Regions from separate parts of the Homo sapiens genome. Here region 1 is linked to region 2. The links are chromatin loops, found by intact Hi-C in ENCODE. Cell type or tissue: stomach. All regions are shown on one strand. Links, peaks and the distances in the headings refer to the core of each region. The heading gives the core; the rest is flanking DNA. Region 1 overlaps TAOK1 (TAO kinase 1). Region 2 has its middle 21 kb from the start of TAOK1.

The links. A loop is a pair of places that touch in the nucleus more often than their neighbours do. Peaks named below come from ENCODE experiments on the same cell type or tissue, not always from the same donor. Only the 100,000 strongest peaks of a DNase experiment are listed, where the experiment ranks them.
Region 1: a loop joins it to region 2, with 2.1 times the contacts of the local background. A loop is called at or near these places in 8 of 110 quality-filtered maps.

What each region holds. Positions count from the first base shown.
Region 1 is chr17:29,447,033-29,462,437 of GRCh38, reverse strand. It overlaps TAOK1 (TAO kinase 1), which reads right to left. Exons shown (of 20, transcript NM_020791.4): 2 at 10,758-10,983. The coding sequence starts at 10,889. Among named protein-coding and RNA genes, the nearest start is that of MIR4523, 64 kb to the right of the region's middle. RefSeq lists an enhancer at 6,967-7,016. In stomach, for the core only: no CTCF peak of the experiment used is centred there; no DNase peak of the experiment used is centred there.
Region 2 is chr17:29,361,926-29,377,330 of GRCh38, reverse strand. No RefSeq gene overlaps it. Among named protein-coding and RNA genes, the nearest start is that of TAOK1, 21 kb to the left of the region's middle. RefSeq lists an enhancer at 7,047-7,306 and a silencer at 7,146-7,440. In stomach, for the core only: a CTCF peak has its summit at 7,051 (motif pointing left); DNase peaks (open chromatin) are centred at 7,060, 7,320 and 8,210; H3K27ac peaks cover 489 bases.

The sequences.
Region 1 (15,405 bases), core at 4,224-12,223, 84 kb before region 2:
TGTTCTCTTTGGCTTTTATATTATATTTCTTATTGTGTGACCCATCTACTGACATCACATTGGTTCTATTTAAGGTGTTGGAAACTAAAAGATTATGTTTATCTTCCTGGTAATCTAGAGACAGTGATCCTTTTGGACATCTGACTCTGGTTTAGTTTCAAATACTCACTACGGTACCAGTCCTTGATTAGCTTGCCTGATGAAACAGCCATGCTGGCTGACTCAATTTGAGTATTTTTTAATTTAAGGTGATCCCTGCCAATTAATTAAAATTCAGAAGTGTGTTAAAGAGCTATTTTTAGCCACCTAAAAAAATTTGACCAGAGGGTCCTTCCTTTAGATAGTCTATAAACAAACACTGCACATTTCATCCTGTCATGGAGTGGGGATGAGAGGAAATGTAACAACAGAACAGTGTGTGCATGGGTTTCTCTGATACCACAAAATATGAAGATTAGTGACCCAGAAATAGAATTGCAGCAAAAAGATTCAATTCTGGACTACATTCAAACTTTCCTCATCTACATGTTCATGTTTCCCACACATCAATAAACATAACAGAAAAAACCTGCTTTGAGTTAATTAACCTTGACTCCTCTGTGCTTTCATTCAATTGTTTCTGGGATGGTCCTAACCTGAATTGGAGAGTTTCCTGGCCCCCTAAATCAGCATTAAAAAAAAAAAAAATTTCGCTCTCTACATTTCATTACACAAATCTGTCAAACATATGACAAAGTTGGCACAGCACAGTGAACCCTTCTTATGCCTTCCTTTAGATCAGAAGTGAGCAAAGTTTTTCTCCAAAAGGCAAGTAGTAGAAATTTCAGGCTCTGTGGGCCGCATACAATCTATGTTGCATATTCTTCTTTATTTAATGTTAAAACTGTCCTTAGTTTAGGAGCTGAACAAAAACACATCACAGGTTGGATTTGGTGTCAGGGCTGAGGTTTGTTGGCCCTGTCTATAGAAAAATTCTTGGTTAACATTTTGCCACATTTCCTTTGAGATTTTCTATCTAAATATACCTTTTGTTATCATTATTTTATAATTAAAGAGCCATTAGAGAATATTCTGATCCTTAGTCCTAAAACACTTCTTCATGTATCTCCTAAGAACAAGAACATTCTCATGAATAACCAAAGTACAATTACCGTATGTAGAAAATTCAGCACTGATATAATATCATTATCCAGATGCATACATAGTACGCACTCAAATTTCACCAACGTTTGAGTAATGCTCTTTACAGGCTTTTTTTTTCTAATCCAGGATCACACATTATGCCTAATTTCCGAGTCTCTCCTAAACCAGCTCCAGATATCTGACTTAGAACAATTTGTTTTTGTTTTCTCGTTAGAATCTTATTTCTGAGACTATGAGACCTTCAACTACAGCTCTCTGAAATAATCCAGTTTGGGTAGAAGAATCTTAGCAATTATTACATAAGGAGGTGCAAACAACAGAGAATCACTTCCTCTCACTCTCTTTAATAATTCTACTCTAGGAGTGAGACACTACCACATGCGCCCTTTATCTTATCAGAATATAAATGCTCTTTATTCTACTGATTAAAACTTTCATTCTCAACTGTTTACTTACCTCTCCACTCTCACTGCTACTAACTAAGCTCTCTGCATTTCTTTCCTAAATTATTATAAAAGCATCCTAATCAGTCTCTCTGCTTCGATCTCTGATACATGCCAACCTTTCCTCTACATTAATACAAGAGTAAACTTTACTTCACAAATGGAAATAAAATATTTCTGTTGTACTTCAGTGGTTCCCTGAAGACTTCAGAATAAAGCCCATATTTCTTAGGGTAATGTAGCAGGTATTTCAAGAGCCCTTGATTATCTTTCTTTTCTCCCATTACATCTTTAGTTCCCACTATACCCTTGATCCTAGGCATACCAACTTCAGTCATACTTGTCAAAAAAGACTACTGACAGGCCGGGTGTGGTGGCTCATGCCTGTAATCCCAGAACTTTGGGAGGCCGAGGCGGGTGGATCATGAGGTCAGGAGTTCGAGACCAGCCTGGCCAACATGGTGAAACCCGGTCTCTACTAAAAATACAAAAATTAGCCAGGTGTGCTGGCAAATGCCTGTAATCCTAGCTACTCAGGAGCCTGAGCCAGAAGAATTGCATGAACCCGGGAGGTGAAGGTTACAGTGAACTGAGATCGTGCCACTGCACTCTAGTCTGGGTGACAGAGCGAGACTCCGTCTCAGAAAAAAAAGACTACTGACAAAGTTCTAGAATTGGGATAATGCAATTTTATAGTTTTATTTTGAAAAAGTTAAATCATTGATATTTTGCCAAGATGGGTCTTTGTCTCTTTAATAAAAGGAAAAGGGCAAGAAACATTACTTTCACCACTTTGTAGATCATATAGGCAGGCCTAAAGAGGTCTGAGGAAAACCTGCTGAAATTCAAAACTTTCCAATATAACAATGAAAGACCCACTGCTCCAAAACACCACATCTTTACAGAAGGATATATGAAAAGCCCAGGTAAGTACAAATAATATGACTAGTGAGGATGTGGAGAAAAGGGAACCCCTGTACACTGTTGGGAATGTAAATTAGCACAACCACTATGAAGAAGAGTTTGGATGGAGGTTCTCCAAAACACTAGAAATAGAGCTACCATATCATCCAGCAATCCAACTATTAGGTATATGCCCAACATAAAGGAAATTAGTATTATCAAAGAGATATCTGCACTCTCATGTTTATTGCAGCACTATTCACAACAGCCAAGAGCTGGAAACAATGTAAGTGTCCACCAACAGACAAATAGATAAAGAAAATGTGGTACATTTATACAATGAAGTACTATTCGGCCATAAAAAAAGAATGAGGCCGGGTGTGGTGACTCATGCCTGTAACTGGGAGGCTGAGGCAGGTGGATCACTTGAGGTCAGGAGTTCGAGACCAGCCTGGCCAACATGGTGAAATCCCGTTTCTACTAAAAATAAAAAAAAACAAACAGCCGGGCGTGGGGGCGGGCGCCTGTAATCTCAGCTACTCGGGAGGCTGAGATAGGAGAATCACTTGAACCCAGCAGGCGGTGTTTGCAGTGAGCTGACAAAGCAGGCAATATATGTAAAACAATTATATAAAATTACCAGAGAGCAACAAATGCAGGCATAACTTTAGAGACTACAATCCTTGAAAAAAACAACAGTATGCAAAATGAACTCCAAATTTACCCCAGCTTCATCTCTGAACTTGTGAAAGGAAAACAGAGTCCAAGAAGAAAGCCAGGCTGAGGAGACAGAAGCCAGAGTCAGAAGCTAACAAAAGCACAATCTCAGAAAAGGAAGCTGAAAAGCAGAAGCTCAAAAATCTACAAATTCTCCTTAAGTAACCGGCCAACATGGTGAAACCCCATCTCTAGTAAAAATACAAAAATTAGGCTGGGCAAAGTGGCTCATGCCTATAATCTCAGCACGTTGGGAGGCCAAGGCGGGTGGATCTCTTGAGGTCAGGAATTCAAGACCAGCCTGGCCAACATGGTAAAATCCTGTCTCTACTAAAAATACAAAAAAATAAAAAATAAAAATAAAATAAAATTACCTGGGCGTGGTGGCGCACGCCTATAATCCCAGCTACTCGGCAGGCTGAGGCAGGAGAATTGCTTGAACCCAGGAGGCAGAGGTTGCAGTGGGGCGAGATTGCAATACTGCATTCCAGCCTGGGCAAAAGAGTGAGACTCTGTCTCACAAAAAAAACAAATAAAATAAATAAACAAAAAATAGAAATACAAAAAACTAATCAGGTGTGGTGGCGCATGTCTGTAATTCCAGCTACTGGGGAGGCTGAGACACGAGTATCACTTGAACCCAGAGGCAGAGGTTGCAGTGTGACAAGATTGTGCCATTGCACTCCAGCCTGGGTAAGAGAGCGAGACTTCGTCTCAAAACAAAAACAAAACAAAACAAAAAAAACCATATTGAAATACTACTACACACCCACCAGAATGCAAATTAAAATGACTGTCAATACCAAATGTTGGAGACGATAAAGAGCAAACCAAATTCTCATACACTGCTGATGGGACTGTAAAATTTCTCCCTCTTGATAAAAACATCTGGGAATTGATTATAAAACTAACATAAGCTTGCCTGATGACTCAATAACCCCATCCTTGATATTTACTGAAATCAAAACATCCATAAAAAATAACTGTGCATGAATTGTTCACAGCAACTTTATTCATAATAGCCAGAAACCGTAAACAGTAAAGCTTTCTGCCAACAAAAGAATGGAGAAACAAACTGTGGAGTAATCATATAACAGTGTTATGGTTAATTTTTTTTTTTTCAAGATGGAGTCTCACTCTGTCGCCCAGGCTGGAGCCCAGTGGCGCAATCTCGGCTCACTGCAAGCTCCACCTCCCGGGTTCACGCCGTTCTCCTGCCTTAGCCTCCCAAGTAGCTGGGACTACAGGCGTCCGCCACCACACCCGGCTAATTTTTTGTATTTTTAGTAGAGATGGAGTTTCACCGTGTTAGCCAGGATGGTCTCGATCTCCTGACCTCCTGATCTGCCTGCCTCGGCCTCCCAAAGTGCTGAGATTACACGCGTGAGCCACCGTGCCTGGCCTTTTGTTATGGTTAATTTTATCTGTCAACTGGGCTAGGCCATGGTACCCAGATCTTTAGTCAAACACTATTTATATGTTTCTGCGAAGGCATTGTTTGGATGGCACTTAAATCAGTAAACTCAGGCAAGGTGCAGTGGCTCACGCCTGTAATCCCAGCACTTTGGGAGGCCGAGATGGGTGGATCGCTTGAGGTTAGGAGTTCAAGACCAGCCTGGCCAACATGGTGAAACCCCGTCTCTACTAAAAATACAAAAATTAGCCGGGCATGGTGGTGCGCACCTGTAATCTTAGCTACTCAGGAGGCTGAGGTGGGAGAATCACTTGAATCCAGGATGTGGAGGTTGCAGTGAGCCGAGATCACGCCATTGCACTCCAGCCTAGGTTACAGAGCCACACTCCATCTCAAAAAAAAAAAAAAAAAAAAAGGCCTGGGGTGGTGGCTCACGCCTGTAATCCCAGCACTGTGGGAGGCCGAGGCGGGCGGATCACCTGAGGTCAGGAGTTCAAGACCAGCCTGGCCAACATGGTGAAACCCCATCTCAACCAAAAAATACAAAAATTAGCCAGGTATGGTGGCATGCACCTGTATATTCCCATCTACTTGGAAGGCTGAGGTGGGAGGGGTGCTTGAACCCAGGAGGCAGAGGTTGCAGTGAGCCAGGATCATGCCACCGCACTGCAGCCTGGGAGACAGAGACAGAGTGAGACTCTGTCTCAAAAAAAAAAAAAAAAAAAAAAGAAAAAGAAAAAAAGAGAAGAAAAGAATGGGAGAACGTTACAGAAATAGAACTATATGGCCAGATGCTGTGGCTCACGCCTGTAATCCCAGCACTTTGGGAGGCCGAGGAAGGCGGATCACAAGACCAGGAGATCGAGACCATCCTGGCTAACACAGTGGAACCCCGTCTCTATTAAAAATACAGAAAATTAGCCAGGCGTGGTGACAGGCGCCTGTAGTCCCAGCTACTTGGGGGGCTGACGCAGGAGAATGGAGTGAACCCGGGAGGCAGAACTTGCAGTGAGCTGAGATCACACCACTGCACTCCAGCCTAGGCGACAGAGCGAGACTCCGTTTTAAAAACAAAACAAAACAAAAAAAGAAATAGAACTATATGAGAACATTATAGGTTGAGTATACCTTGTGCAAAATGCTTGGGACCAGAAGTGTTTCAGATTTCAAATTTTTTCACATTTTGGAATATTTGCATTACACTTACTGGCTGGGTATCCCCAGTCTGAAAATCCAAAATCTGAAATGCTCCAACAAGCATTGGATTTTCAGATTTGGGATGCTCAACCTGTAATAGACAAATTCCTAGAAACTTACAAACTAAACTAACTCAAGAAAATCGAAAATCTCAACAGACCTATCATAAGTAAAGAGATTGAATCTGTAATCAAAAACCTCCCAAGAAAGAAAACTTCAGAACCAAATGGCTTCCCTAGGAAATTCTACCAAACATTTTTTTTTTCCCGGAGACAGAGTCTCGCTCTATCCCCCAGGCTGGAGTGCAGTGGCATGATCTTGGCTCACTGCAACCTCCACCTCATGGACGGGTTCAAGCGATTCTCATGCCTCAGTTCCCCGAGTAGCTGGGACTACAGGCATGCACCACCACACTCAACTTATTTTTGTATTTTTAGTAGAGACGGGGTTTTGACATGTTGTCCAGGCTGGTCTCGAACCCCTGACCTCAGGTGATCTGCCTGCCTTGGCCTCCCAAAGTGCTGGGATTACAGGCATGAGCCACCGCGCCCGGCCCTACCAAACATTTAAAGAAGACTAATACCAATCCTTCACAAACTCTATCAAAAAATAGAAAAGAAGGGAACACTTCCTAACTCACCCTATGAAGCCAGTATTACCCTGATGCCAACACTAGATAAAGACATCACAAGAAAACTACAGACCAGCATCTCTTACAAATGTGGAATGAAAAATTCCCAACACCATACTAGCAAACAGAAACCTAGAGCATATTAAAAGAATTACAAACCGTGATGAAGTTTGATTTATCACAGACATGTAAGGGTGATTTAAACTAACAAAATCAATCAATTTGATATACCACATTAATAAAATGAAGGAAAAAAAAAACACATGATCCAGCTTGATGCAGAAAAGGCATTTGACAGAATCCAATACTTTCATGATAAAAACACTCAAAAAAACAGGAATAAAGGGAACTTCTTCAACATGATAAAGGGTATTTATTAAAAACCCAGTGCTAACACCATACTCAATAGTAAAAGGCTGAAAAGGCTTTCTCACTACTATCAGGAACAAGACAACATGCTCACTTTCACCACGGCTGTTCAACACTGTACTGGAAGTTCTAGCCCAGGGTATCAAGACAGGAAAAACGAAAGCCATTCAAGTTGAAAAGAAAGAAGTAAAACCATCTCCATTTGCAAATGATATAATACTGTACGTAGAAATTTCAAAGAATCCAACAGAAAGATACTAGAACATACAAACTCAGCAGAGTTGTAGGGTACAAGATGAAGATACAAAAAACAGCTATGTTTCTATACATCAGCAATGAACAATTTCACACGGAATTAAGAAAGTAATTCCACTTACACTAGCATCTAAAAGAATAAAATACGTAGGAATGACCAGATGCAGTGGCTCACACCTGTAATCCCAGCACTTTGGGAGGCTGAGGCAGGCAGATCACTTGAGGTCAGGAGTTCAAGACCAGCCTGGCCAACATGGTGAAACCCTGTCTCTACTAAAAATACAAAAATTAGCCAAGTGTGGTGGTGTGTACCTGTAATCCCAGCAACTTAGGAGACTGAGGCAGGAGAATCACCTGGGAGGCAAAGGTTGCAGTGAGCAAAGATCGTGCCACTGTACTCCAGCCTGGGTGACAAAGCAAGACTGTCTCAACAAAAAACAAAAAATACCATCCTGGCTAACACAGTGAAACCCCGTCTCTACTAAAAATACAAAAAATTAGCTGGGCATGGTGGCATGCTCCTGTAGTCCCAGCTACTTGAGAGGCTGAGGCAGGAGAATCATTTGAACCCAGGAGGCCGAGGCTGCAGTGAGCCGAGATCGCACCACTGCACTCTAACCTGGGTGACAGGGTGAGACTCCGTCTCAAAAACAAAAAAAAAACAAAAAAACAAAAAAACCTAAGAATATGTTGCATGGAGGTGAAACATTTGCAACTAAATGCAAAATAATGCTCAAGGAAATTAAAGCTATAAATAAATGTTTAGAAAGACATTCTGTGTTCATGGATCAGAAGACTTAATATTATTAAGACAGTGATCTATAGATCTACCAAAAGTGATCTATAGAGTCAACACAATCCCTATCAAAATTCTAAGTCTTTTTTTGCAGAAATAAAAAAGCCACGTCAACTGGAAAGTGGTAATAAGAAAAAAAAAAGCCAATCCTCAAATTCATATGAAATTTCAAGGAGCTCTGAAACAAACCTTAAGAAGAATAACAAAGTTGGAGGAATAAAACCTCTTGATCTCAAACTTACCACAAAGCTACAGTCATCAAAACGGTGTGGTACTGACATAAAGATAGACATACAGATAAATGGAATAGAATTAAGAGATCAGAAATTAATCTATGAAATATGATCAACTGATTTGACAAGGATGCCAAGACAATTCAATGGGGGAAATAACAGTCTCTTTAACAGATGTACTGGGAAAACTAGATTTACCCACACAAAAGAATGAAGTTGGGGCCAGGTGTGGTGGCTCACACCTATAATCTCAGCACTTTTGTGAGGCCAAGGTGGGTGGACTGCTTGTGCCCAGGAGTTCAACACCAGCCTGGGCAACATAGCAAAACCCCATTTCCAAAAAAAAAAAAAAGCAAAAAAATTAGCTGGGCCTGGTGGTGCACGCTTGTGGTCCCAGCTATTCTGGAGGCTGAGGTGGGAGGAACACCTGAGCCCACGGAGGCTGAGGACGTAGTGAGCCATGATGACTCTGCTGCACTCCAGCCTGGGCAACAGAGTGAGAGACCCTGTCTCAAAAAAAAAAAAAACAAAAAAACCTAAGTGAATGAAGTTAGACCTCTACCTCACACCATATATAAAAACTAACTCAAAATATAGCTAGACATGGTGGCATGCACCTGTAATCCCAGCTACTCGAGAGGTTGAGGCAGGAGAATTGCTTGAACCCGGGAGGCGGAGGTTGCAGTGAGCTGAGAACGCACCACTGCACTCCAGCCTGGGCAACAGAGCGACGCTCTGTCTCAAAACAACAAAAACAAAACAAAACAAAAAATCTAACTCAAAATAGGCCAGGTGTGGTGGCTCACACCTGTAATCCCAACACTTCAGGAGGCTAAGGCAAGAGGATCACTTGAGGTCAGGAGTTTGAGACCAGCCTGGCCAACATGGCAAAACCCCGTCTCTACTTAAAAGACAAAAATTAGCCAGGGGTTAGTAGCACGTGCCTATAGGAGATCGAGACCATCTTGGCTAACACGGTGAAACGCTGTCTCTACTAAAAATACAAAAAATTAGCCGGGCGTGGTGGTGGGCGCCTGTAGTCCCAGCTACTCGGGAGGCTGAGGCAGGAGAATGGCATGAACCCGGGAGGCGGAGCTTGCAGTGAGCCGAGATCGTGCCATTGCACTCCAGCCTGGGCAATAGAGCGAGACTCCATCTCAAAAAAAAAAAAAAAAAAAGTAAGCCAGAAACTAAAGGTCAAATATTGTACGATTTCTTTTTTATGAAGTATCCAGAATAGGCAAATCCATAGACATAGAACAAAGACTGGTGCAGCTGCTGTGGTGCAGTTAGGCAGTCCCACAAACAAACACAGAATACTATAGGAACCTGCAAATCCACTCCTAGGTACATACTCAAAATTGAAAACAGGGACTCAACCAGATACACATCAATGTTCATGGCAGCATCATTCACAATAGTCAAAAGTGGAAACAACCCATGTGTTCATCAACAGATGTATAGATAAACAAATTATGGTTTAATATACAATGGAATATTATTCAGCTATAAAGAAGAATGAAGTTCTCACAGATACTGCAATATGGATGAAGCTCAAAAACAATCAGTTAAATAATATAAGCTAGAAACAAAAGAATAAATATTGTTTGACTCCATTTCTATGAATATCTAGAAATATCTAAGCAAATTCATCGAGACCAAGGGAGATTACAGGTACCAGGGGCTGGGTGGAGGGTGAAATGGGAGTTACTGTCAGTGGATATAGAGTTTCTATTTCAGGTGATGAAAATGTTTTAGAAGTAGATGGTGGTAATGTTTGTGCAAATGTTAAAAAATAATTAAAACAGCAAATTTGATAAGTTTTTTTAATTCACACGCACACACAAATGCATATAAAAGAAACAGACTTTGGTATATCTGTCAAATAATAATCCTAGACCTCCACAAGACTAAGATTGACTCTGAATGGGACTTTACAGAAGTAGAAATCAGTGGAAGTCTGTGTTCTGCAGTATTTAACTCTATAGCAATGCAAGCCATGAGACTTATAAAAAAGGTGTGCTAAGAATTCTAAAAAAGTAACACATAAGTTAAAGCAAATTTTTTTCTTTTTCTTTCTTTCATTTGTTTATTTATTTATTTATTTATTTATTTATTTTTTGTGACAGGATCTGCTCTGTTGCCCAGGCTGAAATGCAGTGGTACAATCTCGGCTCACTGCAACCTCTGCCTCTTGGGCTCAGGTGATTCTCTGGCCTCAGCCTCCTGAGTACCTGGAACTACAGGTGTGCACCACCACACCGGGCTAAGTTTTGTATTTTTTGTAGAGGCAGGGTTTCACCATGTTGCCCAGGGTGGTCTCAAACTGCTGGACTCAAGCAATCCACCCAACCTTGCCTCCCAAAGTGCTAGGATTACAGGCGTGAGCCACCAAGCCTGGCCCACAAAATAATATTCTTTCTCATTTTTTCAATAATCCAAGAAGTTCAATAAATAAAACTATTTTCATATTTGAATTTTACACACAGACACACACACTCACCCACGCTCTCGCTCTCGCGCTCTCTCTCTTCCCCCTATGCAAGTGACTATAAAATGACTATGGCCTATATCTCTTTTCATTACTATATTTTGCTCTGTCAGGAGTGGACATTAAGTAAATTTTAGTCACTGACATCAAGCCACTAACACTTACAAAATACACTGCTCCAAAGCTTCCATGGCCAATTTCTCTGAGATCTGTGAAGAGCTTCTCTGGATCTTCTTTGAAGAAGAGCTCTGCAATTTCAGGGTCCTTCAGGCTGCCTGCTCTGTTAGTTGATGGCATCCTGCTGAGCAGTCAGCTGTCTTGATTCTAATTTTATACTGCTATCCCGATCCTTGGTTCATCTGTATGAATGAAGTCACGTTGGCATAAACTACTGTAGAAAAATAGAAAAAAAAAGTCAGAAAAGGCAAAAACTGCTAAGAATAATTAGTATAAGGTCATATACTGATCTACAAATTTATCTCATGTCTAGAATTTCACTGAAAAGGCAGTGTGGGTACTACTGCAGTAGCTCCTAAACCTGTTTCATCATCATGAACACCATGGTACTTCAAAAACAGATTCCTACTATACAGCACTTTAAAAAAATGAGATAATCTTTGTATCTTGGGAGGTTTTCTAAGTCAATACTTAAAAATGTATCCACTTCTGATGCAGTCATCTCATCAATAGAGAAGATAATATAAAAGAGACTATTTTAAAAATACACAATAACGCAAGATGTGCCCACAGTATTTCTGACAACAGGAAACTTCTTTTCTTTTCAGATACCGTATGCTAGTGTACTAATCAACTCTAACAGACATTCAAAGAAAAATATAGTGGGAGAAAGTAATGTATTTCACAGACAACTGTTTCTCCATAAACTTGATTCACCTGATTCACATTAAAATATGCCCTTTATCAACTGTTTCATTAAATAAGTAGAAATACAGATAACCAGAAAACTTCCTGGCAGTTGTCCTATCAATTCCTTTATATCAGATTACCCAGTTTTAATACTGGCTGTCATAGCCAGACTCAGTGGCTCATGCCTGTAATCCCAGCTCTTTGGGAGGTCAAGGCAGGAGGATCGCTTGAGACCAGGAGTTCATGACCAGCCTGGGTAATATGGTAAGACCCTGCCTCTACAAAAATAAATTTAAAAAATTAGCCAAGAGTGGTGTCATGCACTTATAGTCCTGGCTACTTTGGCGGCTAAGGCGGAAGGATCACTGGAGTTCAGGAGGTCAAGGTTGCAGTGAGCTATGATCACACCACCGCACTCCAGCCTGGGCAACAGGGTGAGATCCTGTCTCAAAACAAAACAAAACAAAACTGGATGTCATAATTAAGAGGCTTTGGAACCTGGACTCTGGAATGACACTGCTGGATAGGAATCCCAGCAACACTAGTTCTGAAATTAGGTAGTATCATTTTCCTAATCTGTAAAATGACTATAGGCCAGGTGTGAAAGTTCACATCTGTAATCCAAGCATTTTGAGAGGTCAAAGTGCAAGGATCACTTGCGGCCAGGAGCTTGAGACCAGCTCAGACAACACAGCAAGATCTTCCAATACAAAAAAATTACAAAATTAGCTGGGTGGTGTGGTGTGCTCCTATAGTCCTAGCTACTTGGGAGACTGAGGTGGGAGGATCACTTGTGCCCAGAGGTTCGAGGTTACAGTGAGTGATGATCACCCCATGGCATTCCAGCCTGGGCAAGAGAGAGAGACCCTGTTTGTTAGATGAAAGAAAGGAAAGGAAAGGAAAAAGGAAATAAAAAGGAAAGGAAAGAAAAGAAAAGGGAAAGGAAGGAAGGAGGAAAAAATCTACTTCACAGTGTAATCAGGAGGGTTAAATGAGTTAATAAATGAAAGCATAGAGTAATACTCTGGAGTAATAAGCACTACAGTAAGTGTTAGCTATTTTCTTTTAACTTGTTCAAATTCAACAATTTTTAAAAACTCCAAAATTGATTTCATCAGGCTTTATTTTTTCCTTTTTTGAGACAGAGTCTCACTCTGTCACCCAGGCTGGAGTGCAATGGCACAATCTCAGCTCACTGCAACACCCATCTCCCAGGTTCAAGCAATTCTCCTGCCTCAGCCTCCCAAGTAGCTGGGACTACAGGCACGCACCACCGCCCCCGGCTAATTTTTGTATTTTTAGTAGAGATGGGGATTCACCATGTTGGCCAGGCTGGTCTCGAACTCCTGACCTCAAGTGATCTGCCTGCCTCAGCCTCCCAAAGTGCTGGGATTACAGGCATAAGCCACCACACCTGGCCTGATTTCATCAGACTTTTAAGAGAAAAAAACAGCTCCATCCAATTCTTGTCAAGTAACAAGCAATTTTAATTCTTGCTAGAAAACTTCTTTGTAACTATATAAAATACATTTATATGTCTTTTGTACCCCCCTAAATTAACACCACACTGCAATAAAAATATATAAATTCTTAATTTGTATTCAATTTCTAATATATATCCAAGGCTGCCCCATATACTTTTACCAATTTCCCTGTTCTAGAAGTTCCCTGGAGCAGTCTTAATCACAGTTCTTCCAAGAATATGTGACCATAGCAAAGTCACTTAACTTCTCATCCCTAAACTGAGTAGGCTGAACTAAATTCCATATAAAGTATTAATTTTCAATTAATCAAACTATTAAAAAAACAAACTTCAGTGTTACTTAAGACCGTAGTTAAGAATTTTGAATGATTAAGTTTTAGTGCCCTTATTACAAGAATTATTTTACATTAAAATTTTCTAGCTGGGTCCATGATCGGCATCTTCTTTCTTATCTACCTAACAAATTCCCACTCAAAGTCTTTCAAGATTTAGATTAAATGTCATAATGTTTGCAAAACCTTAACTCTATTAGAAAAGTCAGTTACTCTCCCTTTATGCCCCCAAAGCATCCTGCCGCATTTACCGTATTATATTGCAATTATTTAACTCTCTCTTTCCTAAACAAGCAGGCACAATGTGTCTCATTCATTTTTGTATCATCTCTCCAGCTTCTACCCCTTACCATCTACAGTTATTATATAAATATTGCTGAATAAAACAATATACTTAATTATCTTCTATGTAACTCCTAAAAATGATTTCACTTCCACAAATACTTACAGAACAAACAGTATGCATAAGACTATGATATACAAAAACTTTAAAGTTGTTAAGAACAGAGAAAATGCAGAATAGCAACTTCCAGAAATTCAGAGAGACAAGAGATAATTAGGGAATTGAAATACTTGTTCTACCAAAGACCAAAGGACAACACAATACTATCACCATCACAAGAGTAAAATACTAAAACAAAAAGACAAGGAAATTAATAACCTAAAAGACCCAGAAACAAACCCATGTATGTCTATCTTGGAATTTAACACACACAGTTAAAGGAGAAGAAATAAAGGTTGAGAAAACTTGACAATCCATTTGGAAAAAAAGTTATATGCCTATCACATATCTTACCATAAACATTACTGCTAAATGGCTAAAAAAGGCATCTCAAATCAATGGGAAAAAGATTGATTTGATAAAAATGTGTTTTTGAGAGCGCCTAATAGCCATGTGAGAGAAAAATTATACCTTTTCCTCAAACCGAACATCAGAATTACATAGGGATCAGATACACAAATATAAAAAAAAGAAACTATACGAGTACTGGGAGGAAATATGAGTAAATTTCTTTGTAACCAGTGTGAAGAAACTTATCTATGATCTACATGCAAAGCAGTAAGAAAAAAACATATTTGACAATATAAAAAAGAAAGCTTGAGAGGAACACAGTAAAAGATACCAAAAATAATAAAAAAAAAGATAAACTCGGTATGAAAGCAGGAAGTACATCTGTAAGAATTAAAAAAAAAAAAAAAAAAAAAAAGACCAGGTGCAGTGGCTCACGCCTGTAATCCCAGCACTTTGGGAGGCTGAGGCGGGTGGGTCACCTGAGGTCAGAAGTTCAAAACCAGCCTGGCCAACATGGGAAACCCTGTCTCTACTAAAAATACAAAAATTAGCCAGGCGTGGTGGTAAGCACCTGTAATCCCAGCTACTCGGGAAGCTGAGGCAGGAGAATCGCTTGAACCCAGGAGGCAGAGGATGCCCTGAGCCAAGATCGTGTCATTGCACTGCAGCCTGGGCAACATAGCGACACTCTGTCTCAAAAAAAAAAAAAAATAAAATAAAATAAAATAAAAAGGCCGGGTGAGGTAGCTTGCACCTGTAATCCCAACACTTTCGGAGGCCACGGTTGGCAGATCACTTGAGGTCAGGAGCTTGAGACCAGCCTGCCAGCCTGACCAACATGGCGAAACCCTGTCTCTGCTAAAAATACAAAAATTAGCCAGGTATAGTAGTGCATGCCTGTAGTCCCAGCTACTCGGGAGGCTGAGGTGGGAGAATTGCTTGAATCCGGGAGGTGAAGGCTGCAGTGAGCAGACTGTGCCATTGCCCTCCAGTCTGGGTGACACAGCGAGACCCTGTCTCAAATAATAAGATAAACTTTTAAAAAGTTTGAAACTTACATAAGAGTTAATATCCTTAACAATGTGGAGTTTTGAAAAACAGAGAAGAAATGGACAACATCCCAATACCCCTAATATAGTTACTAAAAACGGGGGAAGCCAGACATGGTGGTGGGTGCCTATAGTCCCAGCTACCCAGGAGGCTCAGGCAGGAGAATCACTTTGTGCCCAGGAGTGTGAGGTTGTAGTGCACTCTGATCATGCCTGCGAATAGTCACTGCACTCCAGCCTGGGAAACAAAGTGAGACCTCTTCCCTTAAAAAAAAAAAAAAAAGCCAGC
Region 2 (15,405 bases), core at 3,537-11,536:
TGTCCTATACACATAAGGATTAGAATTGCCTGGCACAAATAGAAGGCATTTGGGCAAAATACTCCATCAGATTAATAGATACTACAGAGAAAAGGAAACTGGGTTGGAGAATGGGAGATTGGAAGGGAAATGAAGTGGATGAAGAGAAAGAAGGATCAGGAAGGGAATATGCCTAGGAAATTTAGTGAGTAGCTTGGGGTTGTTACCAGAGACCTTCCACTAGGACCCACAGAACAGTGCAGAAGCCGATACTCTTTTTTTTTTTCCTCTCTCTCTACTCACCATTTATTTTGTCTTCTGTAAAAGGATTAGCAGGATGGGCTCAGTGGGAAAGGAGGCCCCTGTGGGATCCTGTTACCAGCCATCTGTGTTCTGTTCTTTACTTTTGAACAAGACGGCTCCAAAACTCTGAACTGGAGAGGGAGTTGGAGCTGCATACAGATCAGCAGAGCTGTTGCTAACAGCTCTGACGCCTGCAGAATGACTCAACCCTCTGTGCCTGGCAGAGTCAGCTGTGGTCCCCTGGAGCCTCCTACTCTAGGGAGAAAATCAGAGATGTGGGGAAGTGGCTTGGGGAAAGGGAAGGAGGACCCTTGATCTTGGGCAGGAATTCAGGCTGGAAGGATAGATTGGGACACTTGAGTCTTCATTTAAGAGTTCCAGCTAATGATGGGGGAGGGATTAAAGATGACAGTGAGGAAAGCACAATCTTCTGTATACTTTAGCTTCTCCCCAAAAAGAGTATACTGTCTGGAGGATGGCAGTCAGTAAAAGCCATATGGCTGTGTCACCAGGAATTCATCCCAAACAGAAATCTCACTCACCTCCCTGGTGAATTTTATTCAGGTACAGGCAGCTCCTGCTGTTCCCTCACTTTCTGAGGAGCCCAAAGACTCTTTTTGTCCCTACAGGGCACCATTAATACTTAACATTTTCAGTGCTGAACAGTTGCTAGCTTCAGACCTCTCCTCTGGTCACTTACTCAGATCTCTCTTAGACGTAGGCAATTAGGAAGAAGAAACCATGCTGGAAAGCTCCTAGGTAAGCCTTCCTGTTTGTTCTGGTCTTTGTTGCTTGTGTATGGGTCATGCCAAGAGTTGTCTGGATTAACCCTATATCAATACTTAAACACCCAGCTCCACCCCGCTCCCCAAACAACCCCAGCCTTCCCTCAAAGAACTTTCCTTTTTATTTGGCTCCTAATCATTCACTAATAGACAGCCCCCCAACTTTGTCTTTTGGGTGCCATGGCAACTCAAAGAAACGGTTGACACTGCCAATAAAGGCATCTGCAAGAGCTCCCTAAAGCCAGACTCCTTTAAAAACAATAATACACTAGGGAATCACCACTATATCCACCCTTCCTACCACCCCACATACACACCCTCAATTGTTGGCTTTAGGGAGAGACTCACAGTTCTTGGAATAGCTGAGAAAGTAGCTGCTTTGCCCCATATGAAAGGTTTTCATACTCTAATACAATTCTTCCCTTAGACATTAGCCTATAAATCAAACCTACCTACCAGGTGTCCATGGAATTTTTTACAAAATAAGTCTGCATGTGCCCTTTACTGATTTTCATTTTTCTGTGCCTATAGGAAGAATCTGAGTATATGGTATTTCAGGGATGAACTTCTGGCTAGTTTCCCACAATGAGGAGACTCTTGATGGCCTCATATAATATGTGTGAAAGTGCTTTTAGATAAGTGCTCAAATATTCATATTAACTAGTATTCCCTGTCCTCGTTCCCCTTTAGTTCAGGCTATATAGTATAGTAGTTAAGCTCTGGGACTCTGGAGCCAAATTTCCTGGATTGAATCTTCTACTTTGCAACTTTTCGTAAGCCTTTCTCTGTCCCTCACCTTTCCCCATCTGTAAAATGAGGAAAATACGAGTATCTACTTCAGAGGATTTTGGGGAAGATTAAATAAATTCAAATCTATAAAGTGCTTAGAACAGTAGCTGGTTTTATATGCTGAACATCTTTTGTATATCAAGTTTACTACTAGACACAGTATGCTGCTGGGAAACACAGACAATGTAACCTGTCCTCAAAGAGTTAACAGCCTGATATTCTCTGGGTAAAGAGAGACAAACCAATATGTAGGTAATGTGACAAGTGCTTCTCTAAATGAAGAGAGAAAACAGAGGAGAGAGCCAGAAATTTACCCTTAGAGGATGGCTGGGTTTTCCCAAAACAGAGAAATGGTATATCATTTAGGAACTCTGGGTTGCAAATAATAACTTGCTTCATTTCGTTCAACAATTTTATTTTAAAGATCTATGTCACAGAAACTCAGGAAAACTAAGAGCCCAGTAGAGCAAGAGATGGCATTTTTATTGTTTTCACTCTGATGTTCACTCATTAGCATGACTTAGCTATTTTCCTCCTGGCAGGGCCTCTTCCACCAGTACTGATTGATTCTTTATTCTTCCTTTCAGATGAATGTTCTCTACCTCATAGTTTCTACTTCCTTGTAGGTTTCCTTGATTCCTCATGGCTCTGAATTTATCTTAATATTAATAGCTTTTCTTTAGGTATCATTTCAGCTTGTGTTCTTATCATTCGAAGCTGCATCCTCGGGCTGGGTTCGGTGGCTCATGCCTGTAATCCCAGCACTTTGGGAGGCCGAGGTGGGTGAATCACTTAAGGTCAGGAGTTCGTAGACCAGCCTGGCAAACATGGTGAAACCCCATTTCTACTAAAAATACAAAAATTAGCTGGGCGTGGTAGCAGGTGCCTGTAATCCCAGCTACATGGGAGGCTGAGGCAGGAGAATTGCTTGAACCTGGGAGGCAGAGGAGGTTGTAGTGAGCCAAGATTGTGCCACTGCACTCCAGCTTGAGTGATGGAGTGAGACACTGTTTGAAAAAAAAAGAAAGAAAAAGAAAAAAAAGGCTCATTCTCTCCTTTTGCTAACTCAAAATTTAAACATTAAGAGAGGCTGGGTGCAGTGGCTCATGCCTGTAATCCCAGCACTTTGGGAGGCCAAAGCCGGGGGATTGCCTGAGCTCAGGGCTTTGAGACCAGCCTAGCTAACATGGTGAAACCCCATCTCTACTAAAAATGCAAAAATTAGCTGGGTGTGGTGGCAGGTGCCTGTAATCCCATCTACTTGGGAGGCTGAGGCAGGAGAATTGCTTGAACCCAGGAGGCAAAGGTTGCAGTGAGCCGAGATCGTGCCATTGCACTCCAGCCTGGGTGACAAGAGCGAAACGCTGTCTCAAAATAAATAAATAAATAAATAGGCCAGACGCGGTGGCTCACACCTGTAATCCTAGCACTTTGGGAGGCTGAGGGGGGTGAATCACGAGGTCAGTAGTTCGAGATCAGCCTGACCACCATAGTGAAACCCTGTCTCTACTAAAACTACAAAAATTAGCCAGGCATGGTGGCACGCACCTGTAATCCCAGCTATTCAGGAGGCTGAGGCAGGAGACTCGCTTGAACTTGGGAGGCAGAGGTTGCAGTGAGCCGAGATTGCGTCACTGCACTCCAGCCTGGGTGTCAGAGCAAGACTCCGTCTCAAAAAAAATAAAATAAAATAAAAATAAAATAAATAAAGAGAATCTGGGCCAGGCGCAGTGGCTCACATCTGTAATCCCAGCACTTTGGGAGGCCAAGGTGGGGAGGATCCCTTGAGCCCAGGGGTTCGAGACCAAGCTGGGCAAAACCGTGAGACCCCATTTCACATATTTTTAAAAAATAATAAGTTTTTAAAAAGAGAGACAGTGTCTGATCAACCTACTCCTTTTTAATTGCCAGATATGTTGGAAATTGCTAGCCAGGTCCTGGATTATCCACCATTGCGTCAGATGCCAATTCTGGTCCAGTCAGCTAAGGCAAAAGGGACATAACTATGGCTACCTAGAGGCTGTCTCTTCAACAGAGGCTGTGGGTGGGAAAGTTTCCCTTGGGAAGGAAATGTGGATGTAGCAGTCATGATGTTCTGTCTAGAAAAGAAATAAGAAACAACATGTACAAAGAGCATGGGAAAGAGAAATGCAGTGTCTGGAGTTGATTCAACAGATATTTACTGAAGGATTGCTAAATGTCAGTCACTATGTAAGGAATAGATAACAAATGCTTTGAGGAGTGTTAGGATGCCATGGGAGCCCATTGCAGGGCCATCCGAACAAGACATGGGATGTCAAGAAAGGCTTCTTAGAGGAAGGAAACTCCACATGGGACCAGATAGAGAAGTAGGAATAAAAAGGAGCATGGCAGGCTGGGTGCGGTGGCTCACGCCTATAATCCCAGCACTTTGGGAGGCCAAGGTGGGCGGATCACCTGAGGTCAGGAGTTTGAGACCAGCCTGGCCAACATAGTGAAACCCCTTCTCTACTAAAAATACAAAAAGTTAGCTGGGGGCGCGGTGGCTCACACCTGTAATCCCAGCACTTTGGGAGGCCGAGGCAGGTGGATCACGAGGGGAGGAGTTCGAGACCAGCCTAACCAACATGTTGAAACCCCGTTTCTACTAAAAATACAAAAATTAGCTGGGCGTGGTGGCACGTGCTGAGTAGCTGAGTAATCCCAGCTACTCAGGAGGCTGAGGCAGGAGAATTGCTTGAACCTGGGAGGCAGAGGTGGCAGTGAGCCGAGATCACACCACTGCACTTTAGCCTGAGTGACAGAGGGAGACTCCGTCTCAAAAAACAAAACAAAACAAAACAAAACAAAACAAAACAAAAAATTAGGTGGGCTTGCTGGCACATGCTTGTAATCCCAGCTACTCAGGAGGCTGAGGCAGGAGAATTGCTTGAACCCAGGAGGCAGAAGTTGCAGTAAGCTGAGATCGCGCCATTGCACCCCAGCCTGGGCAACAAGAGTGAAACTCCATCTCAAAAAAAAAAAAAAAAATTAGCTGGGCGTGGTAGCGGGCTACTGTAATCCCAGCTACTTGGGAGGCTGAGACAGGAGAATCGCTTGAACCTGGGAGATGGAAGTTGCAGTAAGCCAAGATCGCGCCATTGCCATTGCACTCCAGCCTGGACCAAAAAAAAAAAAAAAAAAAAGAGCATGGGATTCCAGGATCTGAAAGAAACTTAATGAGACTGCCAGAAAATGAGGGGGAATAGCAAGAGATATACAGGGACTATGTCATTCAGGTGCTAAAAACTGTAGTTACCATTTACTGAACACAGAACGGAACACTGTGCTCATTATTTTGTATGTATTAGTTTATTTAACCTTCTCAACAATTCTATGAGGTAGGAATAATTATTGTTCATATATATATATTTTGAGATGAAGTCTTGCTCTGTCGCCCAGGCTGAAGTGCAATGGCACAATCTCGGCTCACTGTAACCTCCACCTCCTGGGTTCAAGTGATTCTTCTGCTTCAGCCTCCCCAGTAGCTGGGAATACAGACATGTGCCACCATGCCCAGCCGATTTTTTTTTTCTTTTTTTGTATTTTTAGTACAGACAGGGTTTCACCCTGTTGCCCAGGCTGGTCTCAAATTCCTGAGCTCAGGTGATCCACCTGCCTCAGCCTCACAAAGTGCTAGGATTACAGGCGCCAGCCACCGTGCCGGTCCTCTTTTTTTTTTTTTTTTTGAGATGTAGTCTCGCTCTGTCACCCAGGCTGGAGTGCAGTGGCACAATCTCGGCTCACTGCAACCTCTATCTCCCAAGTTCAAGTGATTCTCCTGCCTCAGCCTCCCTAGTAGCTGGGATTACAGGCACCTGTCACCACGCCCAGCTAATTTTCTGTATTTTTACTAGAGATGGGGTTTCACCATGTTGGCCAGGCTGGTCTCCAACTCCTGACCTCAAATGATCTGCCTGCCTCGGCCTCCCAAAGTGGGATTACAGGTGTGAGCCACTGTGCCCGGCCTATTGTTTACATTTTTAAGATGAGGAAACCAAAACTCAGTGAGATTTACTAATTTACTAATAATCACATAACTAGCAAGTGGCCAAACTGCTAATAAATGAAATTATATTTACTTTGTGGGTCATATTCAGAATATAACGGTATTTATTTTAAGAGCAATGGGAAGCCATTGAAGGGTTTTAAAGCAAAATTGCATTTGGGAAAGATCATTCTTGCTGCAGAGTATAAAATGGATTGTAATGAGCAAAAGGAGACGTAGGGAGACCACTTGGGACCCCACTGCAGACCAGGTGAGAGATGGTATTAACTTGGACTAGGAGGACAACAGTGCTATGGATGTAATCATTCATTTATTATTTTGATCAATAAATATTGAATGAGCTCCCATGAAGAGTGCTAGGCAGTAAAGATACAAATTTGAGGCTGGGCACAGTGGCTCACACCTGTAATCCCAGCACTTTGGGAGGCCAAGGTGCATGGATCACGAGGTCAGGAGATTGAGACTATCGTGGCTAACATGGTGAAACCTCATCTCTACTAAAAATAAAAAAAATTAGCCGGGCGAGGTGACAGGCGCCTGTAGTCCCAGCTACTCGGAAGGCTGAGGCAGGAGAATGGCGTGAACCCGGGAGGCGGAGGTTACAGTGAGCCGAGATTGCACCACTGCACATTGCAGCCTGGGTGACAGAGCGAGACTCTGTCTCAAAAAAAAAAAAAAAGATACAAATTTGAGCAAAGTAGACATGGTCCCTGCCCTCAAAGAGTTTCTCTAAGAGATAGAATAGACAGGAATTAGTGGTGAGTTGCATGTGGTACTGATGGAAAATAAGTGGTCTGGGATGATTAACTGACTTCCAGTTGTCTCCGACACCTATGTTCCTTCTACCACACTACTTCCCCAAGGATTTGTATTGTAGATGAAGAGCAGGGGACTGAAGGGCAGAGTTATGAGGGAAGACCAAGGCGAATTTGGGAAGAGCTTGTATGCCATTCTCATCAACTCAGACTTTATTCTGGAAACTTTAGGGAGCCATTGAACATGTGTAAGCCAGGAAATAGCTTGGACAGATATATGTGTTAGCAAGATCAAGATTTCTTATCCTTTAACACTTAGAATTCCTACAGGGCTAACTAGGCAAGGATGAAAACATGCTAATCTTCTTTTCATATTCTACCCTCTAGTGGCAAGAGGAAAAACAGCAAGTCCAACTCCACAGGTTTGTAAGGAGCAGCCAGCTTTGATTTGCCCTGCACGTCATAGCTCAGAAAGTTTTGCTGCTCATACAATCCTCAGCAAAGACCATCCATTCATTCCGGGATTCCCCCAGCTCATGGACACAGGTCGGTCTCTAACTACAGACAGCCTTCTTCTGGAAACTCTCACCAGCCTGATTTCTAAACTCCCAGTCCACCTTCACATTGTTTGCCTGTTTTCAGTGCCTTTCCTCTGCAGATCTCTCAGTAGGCAGCCGTAAGGAGTCAGCAAAGGCTAACACGGCTGCCCTCAGCTGGAAACCTAGTGTAGTGCCTATTACATTTCTCCTGGAACCACTCCTTGTGAGAAAGGCAATTCAAACTCTATCTTAAGTGAGCATCTACTTCCTTTTCATCTGAGTTATAAAAGAATAGTGCCCCCTTTGGCTCAAATCTATGCAATGTGGAGGAAGAAAAGGCAAGAGCTAATCCTTGCCATGAATTCATCATTGTCATCGTCACCATTTCACCATTATCAGCAACAGACTCTAGAAACAACTTGGTGAAGGCTTGAAAATAGAGGGTAGAGCAGATATAGGGCAGCCTTCTCAAGGATATCTCCTCCTTTTTTTGAAAAGAGATGTTCTCTTTTTCTTGCATCTTTATTCTCAGTCCATTTGCCCTACAGCCTCTGTGCTTCCAAGATGAAGTTCTGATAAGTGTCTGCTGTGATAAGATAATAAGAGAGTCTATCTATGTAGCTTGGAAATAAACACTGGAATTGCTTCTCAAAAATCCAGATTGATTTAAACACCCTCTGGCAATGTTCTTTTGGCATCCTCCCCAATTTTAAATAACTTGGGTCACAGTTTCCTCCACTCATTGACTCAGCACTTCAGTGGCAAAGTGACCCTCTAAATTTCACCTCAGCTAAGATAGCTCCTCCACCTCCTAGAAGGATAATATTGTGAATTAAATGCTGATGCTGTTTCTGATTTAGCACATATGCACCACCCACAGACAATTTATTCTAGACTTTCTTTTAATGCCAGGGGCTTTAAGATTACTGATGAACAGATCCCTCCCCCATCCAAGCCCTCTATTCACCCAGGAATTTGCGATGGAAATAGTACTGTTGGCTGGAGTAGAGCGGCATACCAGTGCTTCTGAGAGCTGAGTGGCCGTTGCCATGGGGGCGAGTGTGTTTGTATAGAACTGCCTATACAAGGTGGCAGGATTGAGGGCTGCTTTTGATTCAGAGCTGATTAGAGTAGACCTGAGCCAGCCCCCTTATTTTACAGATGAGGAAACTGAGGCCCAAAGATTTAGTCAAATGACTTATTCAAGGTCTGAGGGCAAGGTAGAGACAGAGTTGGGCCTTTTGCAATGCATCACTCTTTCCAATAAAACACCCATTCTGGTTGAGTGGGTGCTCTTCCAGCCAGTTCCACTAATGCCACTATGTTATTACAGCACCATCAATCCAGGTGGAAGTGCCAGGAAACATGGTACAGGCAATAATGAGTATGTAAATATTCTTGCATTTGTATGCATGCATATGTTTGCATCAAATTACACGTGCACACCTGAGGGTGATTGTGCTAACTGGATGTTTTTATAGTTCTCTGATTACTGAAATTCCTTAAACCACCCTTTCCTCAAGTGAAATGCGAATAAGAAATAATACCTATCTCAAAGGATTAAATGAAATAATGAATTTAAAGTACTTAGCACAGTAGCTGGCATAATAAGTGTTTGATATTATATTGTTTCTATTATGTCTTTCTGCAATGGAATGTGTCAGTGACTGCCTTCCAGGCACTGGGCTAAATGCTTTAATTTTTCATTTAATATTTACAACACAGTCCTTTGAAATAGGTTCTTTTGTTATCTGCACAGCACTAATGAGAAAACTAGGCCTAGAGAGGTTGAATAACTTGCCTAAGGTCCCAGGGCTAGGAAGTGGCTGAGCAAGAATCAAAACCAGGTCTGTCTAATGTTAATGCCCTCAATTTAACAATTAGGTTGTACTGCCTCTCCTATAGAAAAGAGGAGACACAATGAATCTATTCTAGTGTTTTTGAATTTGTTTGCAAGAACTCTAAATCCAAATACATTAAATACAAATTGCATGTGGGGTGGACTGGCTCATCCATATAAATAAATTTTCATTAAACCCACTGAAACTGTAAGCAAAGGGTTTGTTTTCACTCCCCTTTAATTACAGTTTTTTATAGAGACCCTACTTAGGCATTTTGTATAAGAGACAATTGCCCAATGAATGCCATTTTATTCAATATCTTATTATTTCAAAACTCCATAGGTCTCCTCTTTTTTTTTCTTGCTTTGTCTCCCAGGCTGGATGCAGTGACGTGATCTCAGCTCACTGCAACCTCCACCTCCCGGGTTCAAGCAATTCTCCCTGCCTCAGCCTCCTGAGTATCTGGGATTACAGGCACCCACCACTACGCCGGGCTAATTTTTGTATTTTTAGTAGAGATGGAGTTTCTCCATGTTGGCCAGGCTGGTCTTGAACTCCTGACTTCAGGTGATCTGCCCGCCTCGGCCTCCCAAAGCACTGGGATTACAGGTGTGAGTTGCCGCGGCTGGCCCATAGTCTCCAGACCTATGTAAAAAAATACTAATCTAGGCCGGGCAAGGTGGCTCACCTCTGTAATCCTAGCACTTTGGGAGGACAAGGTGGGAGAATCACTCGAGTTGAGGAGTTGGAAACCAGCCTGGGCAACATAGTGAGACTTTGTCTCTACAAAAAATAAACAAAATTAGCTGGATGTGGTGGTGCATGTCTGTAGTTCTAGCTACTTGGGAGGCTGAGGTGGGAGGATTGCTTGAGCCCAAGAGGTTGAGGCTGCAGTGAGCCAGATCACGCCACTGCACTCCAGCCCGGGTGACGCAGTGAGACCCTGTCTGAAAAAACAAGAGGAGTTTAAAACCAGCCTGGGCAAAATAGGGAGACCCGTCTCTCTACAAAATATAAAAATAAATTAGCAGGCCAGGAGCAGTGACTCACGCCTATAAGCCCAGCACTTTGGGAGGCCAAGGCAGGCTAATCACCTGAGGTGGGGAGTTCGCAACCAGCCTGAACAACAGGTTTAGTAGAAACCCTGTCTCTACTAAAAGTACAAAATTAGCTGGGTGTGGTGGCACATGCCTGTAATCCCAGCTACTAGGGAGGCTGAGGCAGGAGAATCGCTTGAACCTGGGAGGCAGAGGTTGCTGTGAGCCGAGATCGCGCCATTGCACTCCAGCCTGGGCAACAAGAGCGAAACTCCATCTCAAAAAAATAAATAAGTAAATAAAAAATTAGCAAGGCATGGGGGCTTCCATCTGTGGTCCCAGCTACTTGGGAGGCTGAGGCAGGAGGATCACTTGAGCCCTGGAGGTCAAGGCTGCCATAAGCAGTGATCATACCGCTATACTCTATCTGGGTGACAGAATGAGACCCTGTCCCCCTACACACCCCAAAAAGAATATACCTATTTGTTTTCTATCTCCCCTACTAGATTGTAGGCTCCATATGAGAACAAGGACCATGGCTGCTTAGTTCATCAAGATATATGGTGAACCTAGCAGAATGCCTAGCACATAGTAAGCACTCATAAATAGTAGCTGATGTCATTATTCCTAGTGAACTCCCTTTTTCATTCTGCAAAATGGCTGTTTCAAAGCTATACCACTCTCTTCAAACTTCCTCCTCTAATCTTTACCTCCTTAAAATAGGATAGAAATTACTATCTTATTCTCTTTTTTTTTTTTTTCTGAGACAGAGTTTCGCTTTTGTTGCCCAGGCTGGAGTGCAATGGTGCGATCTTGGCTTACTGCAACCTTCGCCTCCCAGGTTCAAGTGATTCTCCTTCCTCAGCCTCCAGAGTAGCTGAGATTACAGTTGCCCGCCACCACACCCAGCTAATTTTTTGTATTTTTAGTAGAGATGGGTTTTCACCATGTTGGTCTCGAACTCCTGGCCTCAGGTGATCTGGCCGCCTTGACCTCCCAAAGTGCTGGGATTACAGGAGTGAGCCACCGCATCGGGCCACTATTCTCATTTTCTATAATCTCCTTAAATGCCCTGAATTTGAGTTAAACTGGACCACTTAACATTCCGTCACACCTCCAACCCACTGTTCGCACTATTCCTCTCCCAGAAATGCCCCCGTCTACTTCCCATCCCATATTGTCATGTTGTCCTTAAAGCTCAACTCAAAGGGCAAGCGCATTCCCTTTTTAGTTTTCCCTGATAGTCCACAATTAACTGTTTCCTTCCCAGAGCCTTTCACAATACTTTTACATTAACTTTTCACATTTTTTATGTGTTATTTGTGTGAGTCTCTTACCCCAAGGAGTGAATTCTTTAGGGATAAGAGATTTGTTATCTTCTTTAAATCCCCACCACTCAGTACAGCTCTTGATGCATGGAATGCAGTCAATATATAGTAAGCAAATTAGTAAATCCAGGGCAGAGTATCTTTAAAAGAAAAACACAAGTTATCCCAGAAACTAACAATAAGAGACCTGATAGGACTCTGAGAAAAGGCAAATACTGAAAAGGCCAGGTGTGGTGGTTCACACCTGTAATCCCAGCACTTTGGGAGGCTGAGGTGGGCGGATCACAAGGTCAGGAGATTGAGATCATCCTGGATAACACGGTGAAACCCCGTCTCTACTAAAAATACAAAAAAATAGCCGGCCTGGTGGCAGGCGCATGTAAGTCCCAGCTATTCAGGAGGGAGGCTGAGGCAGGAGAATGGTGTGAACCCTGGGAGGCAGAGTTTGCAGTGAGCCGAGATCGTGCCACTGCACTCCAGCTTGGGTGACAGAGCGAGACTCCATCTCAAAAAAATAAATAAATAAATAAAATAAAAAGAGAAAAGGCAAATACTGTGTTAATCATGCCTCAGAAACATCTTTTCTTTAAAAACCATAGAAATCGGCCAGGTGTCCGGGTGCGGTGGCTCATGCCCATAATCCCAGCACTTTGGGAGGCCGAGGCGGGCGGATCACAAGGTCAGGAGTTCAAGACCAGCCTGGCCAATATGGTGAAACCCCGTCTCTACTAAAAAATACAAAAATCAGCCAGTCGTGGTGGCACACGCCTGTATTCCCAGCTACTCAGGAGGCTAAGGCCGGAGAATCACTTGAACCCGGGAGGCAGAGGTTGCAGTGAACTGAGATCGCACCACTGCACTCTAGGCTGGGCAACAGAGTGAGACTCTGTCTCAAAAAAAAAAAAGAAAAAAAAAAGCAATGGGCCAGGCACGGTGGCTCATGCCTGTAATCCCAGTACTTTGGGAGGCCAAGGCGGGGCAGCTCACTTGAGCCCAGGAGTTTAAGACCAACCTGAACTCATGACGAAACCCCATCTAAAAAAAAATTACAAAAATTAGCCAGCGTGGTGTTGCAACTACTTGGGAGGCTGAGGTAGGGGGATCACCTGAGCCCTGGAGGCTGAGGCTACAGTGAGCCCTGATCATGCCACTGCACTCCAGCCTGGGTGACAAAACAAAACCTGGTCTTAAAACAAAACATAGAAATCCTCAAAGAAGCTTCTCTTCCCACATGGAAAAACAGAAACCCAGAAATTGAGTGAAAATTGAGTGAAATCAGGACTCCTTGGGCTGACCACTAAGGCTTTAAGAAAAAAAGTCGGATGCTCCTTACTTAGGGAAAATGTGAATGTGAGCTACTCTGTTCTTTCTTTCTTTCTTTTTTTTTTTTTTCTGAGACAAAGTCTCATTCTGTCGCCCAGGGTGGAGTGCAGTGGTGCGATCTCGGCTCACTGCAACCTCCACCTCCCGGGTTCAAGCGATTGTCCTGTCTCAGCCTCCCGAGTACCTGGAATTACAGGCATGCGCCACCATTCCCGGCTAATTTTGTATTTTTAGTAGAGACTGTGTTTCACCATGCTGGCCAGGCTGGTCTAGAACTCCGGACCTCAGGTGATCCGCCCGCCTCAGCCTCCTAAAGTGCTGGGATTATGGGTGTGAGCCACCGCACTTGGCCTTAGTTACCCTTTTCTAACTCTCGTTCAATCTACAAAGAGGAGCTAGGCTCTACTTCCAGATATTCTGAGTTAATTGGTTTAGCATATAGGAATCGGTATTTTTTAGAAGCCTCCCTGAATGATAAAATGTGCAGCCAGGTTGGAGAAGCAGTTCTTAGAATGACGTTATGGACATAATATGCCCCTCTTAAACTCATATGTTGAAGCCCTAACCCCTAATGTGGTGGGTTTTGGGGGTGAGACCTTGGGAGGTAATTAGATTTAGATGAGGTCTTGAGAGTAAAGCCCCGTATTGAGATTAGTGTCCTGATAGGGAGGAAGAGACCAGACCTCTGTGTGTGTGTGTGTGTCTCTCTCTCCCACAATGTGAGGACACAGCTGGAAGTTGGCCATCTGCAAGCCAGGGCAAAGGCCCTTACCAAGAACCTGATCATGCTGACCCTGTGATCTGGGACTTCCCAGCCTCCAGAACTTTGAGAAATAAATCTGTTTTGTTTTTGTTTTTGTTTTTTGAGACAGAGTCTTGCTCTCTCACCCAGGCTGGAGTGCAATGGTGTGATCTCATCTCACTGCAACCCCTGCCTCCCGGGTTCAAGCAATTCTCCTGTCTCAGCCTCCTGAGTAGCTGGGACTACAGGTGCCTGCCACCAAGCCTGGCTAATTTTTGTATTTTTAGTAGAGATGGGGTTTCACCATATTGGTCAGGCTGCTCTTGAACTCCTGACCTCAGGTGATTCACCCGCCTTGGCCTCCCAAAGTGCTGGGATTACAGGCGTGAGTCACTGCGCCCGGCCAAAATCTGTTGTCTAAGCCACTTAGTCTATGGTATTTTGTTACAGCACCTCAAGCTGCCTAAGACAAACAGCAACACACTGGTCTTTCTTTTTTGCTTTGCTTTGCTTTTTTTTTTGAGACGGAGTCTCGCTCTTTTCTCCCAGGCTGGAGCTCAGTGGCGCGATCTCGGCTCACTGCAAACCTCCACCTCCTGGGTTCAAGCGATTCTCCTGCCTCAGCCTCCTGAGTAGCTGGGATTACAGGTGCCCACCACCATGGCCCGGCTAATTTTTGTACTTTTAGTAGAGATGGAGTTTTGCCATGTTGGCCAGGCTGGTCTGGAACTCCCAATCTCAGGTGATCCGTCCGCCGCGACCTCCCAAAGTGCTGGGATTACAGGCGTGAGCCACTGCGCCTGGCCCTTTTTTCTTTTTTCTTTTTTTGAGATGGAGTCTCGCTCTGTTGCCCAGGCTGGAGTGCAATGGCGCGATCTCGGCTCGCTGCAACCTCTGCCTCCCAGGTTCAAGCAATTTCCAGCTAATTCTTTTGAATTTTTAGTAGAGACGGGGTTTCACCATGTTGGCCAGGCTGATCTGGAACTCCTGTCCACAAGTGATCCGCAATATACTGGTCTTTCATACAGGCATAGTGGAGAGCCGATATAAATATCAGAAACTGAGACTTAGAAATTCAACAAATCATCATTATCATACAAAGCACTCTGAAACACTGCCTGGTGCATAGACAACGCTCTATAAGTGTAAGTGAGTAGTAGAAGTATTAGTATTATCATCACCATTGTCAAACTGATAATGAGGGGTCGCTACATACTTTCTTTTAATTTTCACCAAAGAATTAAAGGTAGATTATTTTTCTGTTAAAGAGCTTCTGATTTAATAGTGTTGAATAGTTTGAACAAGGTTTCAGCGTCAGTATTCAAATTATGACTGAAATTTGAATGTCTTTCATTACAACAGGTTGATGGCCGCAGAAATAACTTCCTGTTATTCAGAATAGTGATGCCCAGGACAAATATTACTATTCCATATTTTCCCTGTTTCCTTGGCCATCATCCCTTTTTGCTTTCCAGATTAAGCCCTCCAAGGGAGGTTTAAATAAAAGGCCGTATGGGCTAAAACCAAACAACAACTGAGCAATACCAATGGGCAGAATTTGGGGATCTAAAAACCTAATGGTTTACCTGGAAACAACTAACCCTATTTACAATAAAGAGCCTCCAGCTCTTTGGCTCACCTCCATCTCTTGGGCTCTCCTCCAGGCTTGGAGAGATCAGACTGCTAAAGACAGTCTTTTTCAAGAGGTTCATTTTTTATCTAGTCCTCAAGTCCTCCTACCCTTATTGATTTCTTTTTTCTTTCCTTTTTTTTTTTTTTTTGGTTGTTGTTGTGTGTTGTGCTTTTTTGTTTTGTTTTGTATTGAAACAGGTTCTTGCTCTGTTGCCCAGGCTAGAGTGCAGTGGCATGATCATAGCTCATGTAGCCTCCATCACCTGGGCCCAAGTGATCCTCCCACCTCAGCCTCCTGAAGAGCTGGGACTACATGCATGTGCCA